Linked DNA regions of Homo sapiens: regions 1 and 2 are each linked to region 3. Evidence: chromatin contacts called from ENCODE Hi-C or POLR2A ChIA-PET data. All regions are on one chromosome and are shown on one strand. The core of a region is the stretch at or near the end of the contact, and the rest is flanking DNA. Distances in the headings are between cores, read along the strand shown. Region 1 holds the start of ATP6V0A4 (ATPase H+ transporting V0 subunit a4). Region 2 overlaps ATP6V0A4 (ATPase H+ transporting V0 subunit a4). Region 3 overlaps KIAA1549.

The links. Hi-C counts contacts between places; a loop is a spot of excess contacts on that map. ChIA-PET counts read pairs that join two places held with the same protein, here RNA polymerase II (POLR2A). Pooled maps may share reads with other maps.
Region 1: a map of Calu3 shows a loop between it and region 3 (5-fold over the local background). The contact joins the promoter of ATP6V0A4 here to the enhancer-like site in region 3. A Hi-C loop is called at or near these places in 1 of 168 maps with a recorded cell type or tissue (Calu3) and 1 of 50 pooled maps. POLR2A ChIA-PET finds 5 or more read pairs at or near these places in 1 of 52 experiments (GM12878).
Region 2: a loop to region 3 is called in a map of CD4-positive, alpha-beta memory T cell, with 8 times the contacts of the local background. The contact joins two enhancer-like sites. A Hi-C loop is called at or near these places in 14 of 168 maps with a recorded cell type or tissue (CD4-positive, alpha-beta T cell, CD4-positive, alpha-beta memory T cell, CD8-positive, alpha-beta T cell and 8 more), 2 of 37 single-sample maps with no recorded cell type and 13 of 50 pooled maps. POLR2A ChIA-PET finds 5 or more read pairs at or near these places in 4 of 52 experiments (OCI-LY7, Panc1, WTC11 and 1 more).

What each region holds. Positions count from the first base shown.
Region 1 is chr7:138,796,841-138,799,540 of GRCh38, reverse strand. It overlaps ATP6V0A4 (ATPase H+ transporting V0 subunit a4), which reads left to right and starts at 1,345. Exons shown (of 22, transcript NM_020632.3): 1 at 1,345-1,507. It overlaps TMEM213 (transmembrane protein 213), which reads right to left and starts at 1,547. Exons shown (of 3, transcript NM_001085429.2): 1 at 1,355-1,547. The coding sequence starts at 1,436. RefSeq lists a silencer at 1,283-1,577.
Region 2 is chr7:138,751,358-138,754,057 of GRCh38, reverse strand. ATP6V0A4 (ATPase H+ transporting V0 subunit a4) reads left to right here. Exons shown (of 22, transcript NM_020632.3): 11 at 1,221-1,433. Among named protein-coding and RNA genes, the nearest start is that of TMEM213, 45 kb to the left of the region's middle. Within about 2 kb of position 1,402, at least 8 of the 41 ENCODE cell types and tissues checked have a DNase peak (open chromatin) inside an H3K27ac peak, as active enhancers do.
Region 3 is chr7:138,863,373-138,866,072 of GRCh38, reverse strand. The region is part of intron 15 of KIAA1549; the gene reads left to right. Among named protein-coding and RNA genes, the nearest start is that of ATP6V0A4, 67 kb to the right of the region's middle. Within about 2 kb of position 1,257, at least 2 of the 41 ENCODE cell types and tissues checked have a DNase peak (open chromatin) inside an H3K27ac peak, as active enhancers do.

The DNA.
Region 1 (2,700 bases), core at 96-2,595, 67 kb after region 3:
TTCAATATCAGCAATTTTCTGTGGTTCAAATGGAATAGCCCCGGTGAAAATTCCTAAGAATTTAAACATCGCCCTCCTCCCTTATAAGCAGAGCCAGAAGCGAGGGAGGGACTGGCCCTACTTGGGGCTATTCCACAAGAAAAGCTGCTGGGAAGACCCAACGATTCAGTGCAGTTAAACTTGTCTTCTGATTCTGAGCTCCCATCATAAGCAAGGCACTGTCGGGGTAAGTAGAAAGAAACTCAGCACTCTTATTTGGGGAGGGGTGAAGTTGGAAAATAAAATGAATGTGCTTACCATAATTGCTGACATTCACTGTGTGTGTTCTATGGGCTATTTCTAAGTTCTTTACATGAAATTACATCAATTCGTCTTGACAAGCACTATGATTGTCCCCATGAGATAAAGGAGGAAACTTGGCATAGAGAGGTAAAGTCATTTGCTCGAGGTCGCATAGCTAGTGAGTCATGGAAGCTGGACCTGGGTTCAGGCTCAGCGGCTCAAGAGTGCACGTCTTGAACCTCAACACCAACACCCCTGGCAGTGGCTACAGAAGAGAGTCTGAGGATGAGAGGGGCAGACACAGGACTTTGGGGGCAGGGTTGGTTTTGGGAGCAGGAGTGTTGCAGGGCATAGAGAGTGTGGTGGTGTTCTGAGGTGGCTGAGAACAAGATCAAAGCCAGGAGCAGAAGATGGTAACCAAGGTCCCTCTGCCGTGAGTTGCAGAACCCGGCCTGGCAGGGCAAGGCAGGGGATGTAGATCAGCCTTCCAGCCTCCACAGGAAAATGGGGAGATAACCCAGCATTTCCAGTGCCCGGGGAGGCAGGAGGGTGGGAGACAGTGAATGGCAGCCCTCCTGGCAGTCAGGTTTTGTGAAAGTCGCAGAGAAAGTACAAGGGGCAGGGAGGGATGGAGGACTTAGGAAAGGGAAGGTCAGACACAAATGTGCACAGGGAGGATTGCAAAGCACGACAGCCCAGTGGGGCTGAGAAGGAGCCTTCAGGACACAGCGGACCAAGAGATATCATTTTGGTCCCCTGATGGGTGAGACTCCAGCAAATAACTTTTTCCTTTCTTTGTGGCAAAGGCCAAGAGAGGTGGCTGCTCCTGCCTTAGCTGAGGAATTGAGTATCTGATCTCCGTCTCAGGCCAACCTAAGACCCCCCCTGCCCCAGCCCCACCTCCCACCCCCTGCCTAATCCTTCAGATGAGAAAGTTCTGTTTCCTCCTTCCTTTGCGCAGGACCAACCCTGGCCAAAGAATCTTCCCCCTCCTCCTTCTTTCCCTCCCACCTCTCTTCCCTCCTTCCCTCCCCCTTCCCAGCCTGGCCATGAATAAAGCTCATAACGCTACCTGCCGAGCAAGCCGAGTGGAGGGAGGCAAAGGCCAGGCTGAGGATCAGGGTGGCCCGGGTGGCAGCGGGGAGGCGCTGCATGCTGGAGGCTGTGCTGAGTGCCCGGTGCAGGTGAGCCGGTCCTGCGGAGTTGTGCCGAGTGCCTGCTGCAGGTGAGTCGACTCCCACCTGCAGGAGCTGGAAAGCAACTCTGCCAGAGGTGAACTTATGCTGGGTGTTTGGGGGAAACACCATGGGGTGGAGCAAAGGAAACTTGGCCTGTCACACCTTCTCTCACCTCTCTAGAAGGGAAGCCAAACCGTTGGCTGAGGAAGGAAGGGAGGGGCAAGCTGTGCCCTTCTCCCCTGAGCGCAAATATTGTCCTTATTGAGAAACAAGGGGAGGACAAGAGAGATCTGTGTCATGCTGGTTCCTGGGACATGAGTTTGCTGCCTCTCCCATCTGCAGGTGTAGCATGGATGCTCAATTCCATTTGGGCCAATATTCACTGAGCACCCACTATGCTGAAGTTGGGAGATACCTGCTGTCGAAGTGCGTTAATTACAAACACGCATCATTCAACCCCAGAACCGTGTTTGAGGAATGGCTTGGGAGGATAAAGCACTGTGGGTTTCAACAGTGGAGGCCACATCTGCTGATGGGATGCTTCAAGAAGAAAATGGCATTTGAGGTTGGGCATGGGGGCTCACCCTGTAGTCCCAGCACTCTGGGAGGCTGAGGCAGGTGGATCACTTGAAGTCAGGAGTTCAAGACCAGCCTGGCCAAAATGGTGAAACCCCATCTCTAATAAAAATACAAAAATTAGCCAGGTGTGGTGGTGCATGCCTGTAGTCCCAGCCACTTGGGAAGCTGAGGCAGGAAAATCGCTTGAACCCGGAAGACAGAGGTTGCAGTAAGCTGAGATGCTCCTGACCCTGCATTCCAGCTTGGCCGACAGAGGGAGACTCCATCTCCAAAAAAAAAAAAAAAAAAAAAAAGAAAATGGCATTTGGCCTGGGCCTTGAAGGATGGCTAGAATTTTGACAGGGGGAGAGGGGAAGATGGCATTATAGGTAGAGGGACAGATGAGCAAAGGTCCAGAGGTAAGGAAGTGTCAGAGGGTGGCTGTACCAGCAGCACCCAGAAGCGCAGGTGAGCCAAGGCATGTGAGGTGGGGAGGCAAGAGGAGAGCTGTGGGCTAAGCTTCTGCGTGCCTGGTAGAGGAATTTGAAACAAAGTCAGGAAGCAAAGGGGAAGGTTCTGTAGAGATTTTGAGCTGAGGAGTAACTTGACTAGAGCTCTGCATTCCGTCTAAAACATTTATTGAAGACCCACATGTATATAAAAGGTCTCATCCTAGGCACTG
Region 2 (2,700 bases), core at 153-2,652, 110 kb after region 3:
TGAAAACGTCATGAGGAGAATGGAAAATAAATTCTGCTAGATGTGTGCTTACATTTAGTATGACGGGTTGCTGCTGTGTCGAGGGCTTCAGATGATCCCAGCTGAGCAGCTTCTGCAGGGGCAGCTTTCTCCTTTGGCTCAGTCCCTGCCAAAGATGAATCTTAGACACTGTCTGATGCTGAGGCATATAATTCGGGCTATGCTCTTTGAGGTTTCTGAAAGTCACCTCTGTGCTGAGGTGCTCTTGTCTCCTGGAAATCCCCAGGCCAGGGGGCATTATATTGCAAAGTGACAGGTAGTATTGGGCTTGTGAGATGCTTCGGTGGCCTCATGGCTCTCGTTAATCTTAGAGCCAGCATGTCTGTCTTACAGTGTGTCTCTTACAGAGGCCATGTGTGCTGAAAAAGATTACCCTGTTTGTTGTATCATCAAAACATAAAAATGATTCCATTAAATAAATTCTGTGTGGGCCCAATTGTCCATTCATTCCTTCATTCATTCACTTGTCATTTATTGGAGGGATTATGTATGTAAAGGGTTGTGGTAGATGTAGTAATCTCTTAGGGTTGCTGTAACAAATTACAGCAAACTGGGTGGCATAAGACAATAAAGATTTATTCTGTCATGGTTCTGGAGGCCAGAGGTCTGAAATCAAGGCGTCAGCAGGGCCGTGCTCCCTCGGAAGACCTGAAGGGAGCCCCCTCCTTGCCTCTCCCCAGCTCTGGTGCTGCGGGCCGTCCTCCGCATTCCTTGGCTTGCAAGTGCCTACTTCTCTGCCTCTGTTGTCACGTGGTATTCTTCCCTGTGTGCCTCTGTGTCTACGTTTCTTATCAGGACAGTGGTCATATGGGATTAGAGCCCATTCAAATCCAGTATGACCTCTTCTTAACCTGATTCCATCTGCAAAGACCCTCTTTCCAAAAAGGCCATATTCACAGGTATCAGAGTTCAGGACTCTTTTATGTGGACAATTCAACCCATAACAATAGGACAATGAGGAATTTAGAAGAAAAGGAAGATACAATCTCTGCCTAAGGGTTTTAGCCTCTAGCGGGGGAGATAAACTGCTCAGGAGAGTTCAAGGCCAGGTGACAGCCACAGGTCAAAGGAGCCTGCCAGAGCAGAGGAAGCTGCTGTGGCCTGTGACACTCCATTTTTGGCACCTTGTCAAACAGCTCTGTGAAGGTTCTCTGTTTTCCTGTGTGTTGTTTTTTGTATAGGTCATAACACAAACAGAGTCTCACCGCCAGCGCCTGCTGCAGGAAGCCGCTGCCAACTGGCACTCCTGGCTCATCAAGGTGCAGAAGATGAAAGCTGTCTACCACATCCTGAACATGTGCAACATCGACGTCACCCAGCAGTGTGTCATCGCCGAGATCTGGTTCCCGGTGGCAGATGCCACACGTATCAAGAGGGCACTGGAGCAAGGCATGGTGCGTGGCAGGTGGAGCCAGGAGGGGTCCGATGAGTCAGCCCCTCTGCTGGGCTCTCAGAGGGTGTTGGCCTCATGGGCCACATGAACTCAAGTGACTTGGTGGTAGGATTGCTTCCTTCATCTTTGTGTCTTCAGTTATCAACCCCACTCGAGGACATAAAAGAAATTCCTTTGTCTTTTCAGTGTTTGACAGTTGTTCACCATTTTTTGACCTTTTGTGAGTACGTATTGAGGTTTTTTTAAAAAAAAAAAAAAAATAGAATCTCGCTCTGTAGCCCAGGCTGTTGTGCAGTGGCACAGTCTCGGCTCACTGCAACCTCTGCCTCCCGGGTTCAAGTGATTCTCCTGCCTCAGCCTCCCGAGTAGCTGGGATTACAGGTGCGCCCTACCACGTCCAGCAAATTTTTGTATTTTTAGTAGAGACGGGGTTTCACCATGTTGGCTGGGCTGCTCTTAAACTCCTGACCTCAGGTGATTCGCCTGCCTCAACCTCCCAAAGTGCTGACATTACAGGTGTGAGACATCACACCCGGCCATACTGAGCATTAATGTGCCAGTCTCTCAGCTAGACTATCGTTTTGGGGGGATTTTGTCTTTTTTTTCTTATTAAAGATGGGGACCTCGCTATGACACCCAGGCTGGAGTGCAGGGCTGTTCACAGGCATGGGCATACTGCCCTACAGCCTCAAACTCCTGGGCTCAGGTGATCCTCCCATCTCAGCCTCCCAAGTGGCTAGGACTACAGGCACGCGCCACCATGCCCAGCTCCACTCTGCTAGACTGTAGATACCACCTGTTACCTCATGGAGGTTATAGTCTAGCTAGAAAGATGAATAACCAAGCATCTATAATAAGAGCCAAAATATGTAGATCGCTTGCGGTGTGTCCGAGATGGCTAAGCACTCTGTCCTCGTTGAGTTCTCACCGCTCCCTCCATTCATTCCTTAGACATTCCCTGTGTACTAGGAACGGATCTAGGGCTTACACACTGGCAGGCCAAGACCCTGCTTTGATAGACATTCTAGAAAGGGACACGGAGGCATGTCCGTGACTAATGAGATTTCAGGCAGTGATGAGTGGTGGGCAGGAAACCAAGCAGGGGACGGCGAGGGGCAGGATGGAGAGTGGGGGCTTGTTCTGATCACCGTTATTCACCCCATTGAAGGAGGGACCCCCTCCTGCCCTAAATAGTACAAGATGGCCGAACACATTACCCTGACACTGGACAGACGGGCTTGACAGCTGTTTTTAGTCACTCGTCTTCA
Region 3 (2,700 bases), core at 8-2,507:
TGTGCTGTGTTGGGTTCTGGGGGTATTTGGGCATCTGTGGGGTTTGGCTTGATCTGGGGAGGGCTCCCCAGGGTTGTCACCCGGAGCTTTTGTAAACTGTGCCAAGTGGAGACTTGCTGTGGTGTGAAACAGATAGAAGGGGCAGCATCCCTTCTTGTCCCTTCACTTCTCCAGCCAACCTGGGCTCCTCTCTCAAAGGAATTTGTGGGGAACCCTCTCAGTCCCCCTCTCTTTGATTTTTTTAAATGATTGAGTTTTGTATGGGGAGGAACCTGTCTTCTCCTGGCTGTCTTCATTTGCCTGCTTCAGTGACTCTAGATCAGCCTTCTTTTGCGGTAGCTTTGCAGCATCGTTTTCTTCCTTTTTTCCTTAGCAGAGAGTGCAGGGATTCCTCCTCCTGTGGGTGCAGAGCAGCCTCTTCCTGGAAGACACCACCCCAGAGGCTGCTTGCCTTCAGTGGCTCCTTTTTTAAAAGATTGCCCCAAAATAAAAATCTTCCTCAGATTTTGAATTCTGAAACACTTTAAAAGATAATGCCTGTCTCAGAACTCATCTTTTCTTAGGTAGTTTATCTTTTTTTCCCTCAACTTGTATTTTAGAATCAGTGGTACATGTACAGGGTTTTTTTTTTTCATCTTCAAGCCTATACTAGGGAAGTACTATGTGTTTTTGAATTACCTTGAATTTTCCACTTTCCCCTCAAAAATATCTTCTCCTTGAGCGGTGTGTTCTCCTAAGGCCAAGAGAAATATTCCTTGGTTCCTTGTAATAAGGGTGACCATTATAATTCAGGCCTTGGTAGAAATCCAGCCAGCTGCTTGTTCTTGTAAGTAACTTTTTTTTTTTGAGACACTCCAGCTCTGTTGCCCAGGCTGGAGTGCAGTGGTGCAATCACGGCTCACTGCAGCTTCAACCTCCCCAAGCTCAGGTGATCCTCCCACCTAAGCCTCCCAAGTAGCTGGGATTACAGGCACATGCCACCTTGCCTGGCTAATTTTTGTATTTTTAGTAGAGATGGGCTTTCACCTTGTTGCCTAGGCTGGTCTCAGACTCCTGGGCTCAGCGATCCTCCTGCCTTGGCCTCCCACATTTCTGGGATTATAGACATGAGCCACCAAACCTGGCCTAAATAGAGTTTTATTGCAACACAACCGCACCCATTTGTTGGCTTGATATCAATGACTGTTTTTGCTGCAAGGCAGAGTTGAGTGGTTGTGACAGACTATATGACTCATAAAACCTAAAGTCTTTACTGTCTGGCCCTTTACAGAAAAAGTTTGATGTAATTTGTCATCCAATCCAGACACTTTTGGAAGTGTAAGGGGGTGTTCTATTAATAATGACCGTGGGACAACAGGCATAAACTGAGGTTGTCCTGGACAACCAGGCTGTCTGGTCACCCTCTTGCAACACCCACAAAGGACTGCTAAATAGGCACCAAAATCCGTAAACAGTGAAAAGATGTACATTTATTTCTGAAGACTGATAAACTGTATCTGAACACATCTATGTGTGAAACATCTATAGTCTAAATATAGATGGTAGAATATAGGAAATTGAGTAAATCCTCTTCTTGGCCTGCAAGTTCTGATAGTCTCGCCTGCAAAATGAGGAGAAAACAAGAAGGTGAAGGACAGGAAGAGGAAGTGTCCTGGCCCAGGAGCTCCTGGCCTTCTGGCAGGATTCACGGGGGCCATTGGGAATCCAAGGGGACTGTCCTTCCCATCTGCAGATCATCTCTCTCGGTATAGAAGTTTAGCCTTCTCTGAAATTCTGGCCACTGAGAATGAGATTGGCAGTGGTTATAGCCGCTGGGGACTCTGCTCAAATGTCTGAGATCGTTTCCCACAGTGGAATCTCAGTTTGTGCCTGCAGTTTTTTGTGTCACCACACTACTTGCTTCCTTGCAGTAGAGTCACATACGCAGCCACCGGAATCACCGCCAGGAACATCGCTTCTGTTTCTGGAGAAACCCTTTTACCAGTGGGCTGTTCTTCCAGACACACCCTCCCTTCTTTCCACCCGTGAGCTCTAGGTTGGTGGTACACTGCCGACCAGGCTTCCTCATCTGCTCCTCAAGAAAATCAAGAATTGGAGAAGGGCATGACTGTGGACCTTTATCCACCTCACAAGGAAAGGAGCACAGGTTCCTTCCAAGGTGACATCATCAACTAGAGGCCACCTTGGGGCCCCAGATTCTCAATTAGGATTCCTCAGTGACAAATCTCATTTAGTAGAACCTCCAGTGGGATGTTGCAGTTGGGAGAAATGGACTCATAAGCCCAAGAGTGTCATGTGCAAGAGAGGGAGGTCGCCAGTGGGGACTGCCGTGGAGAGAAGAGCACCTACCCCATCCCACGAGGGCAGTCGCTGCTTCACGGCAGTTGGTGGTTTCTGTGTTGCGTGAGGGCCTGGTCATGCCAGAGCTTCAGACTCTGCCAAGAGAACCCAGAAATCTGAGTGTTACTATGAAATTTTCAGATGTTTAAAATAATGGCTATCAATTAAAAGAGTGTGTAGGCCAAGCAAAACCTGTCCGTGGGTTGACTGTGGGGTTACTAGTTTTGTATGGTCCTCTCTCAGTTTGGAGTTAAGAACCTACTGCCCTTCACGCTGGCAGGAATAATAACTGATCACCCGTTAGAAGCATTTTTCAGATAGGGGGCTAAGTTTAAGGATGTGTCTGTAGAGTAGTTTGTC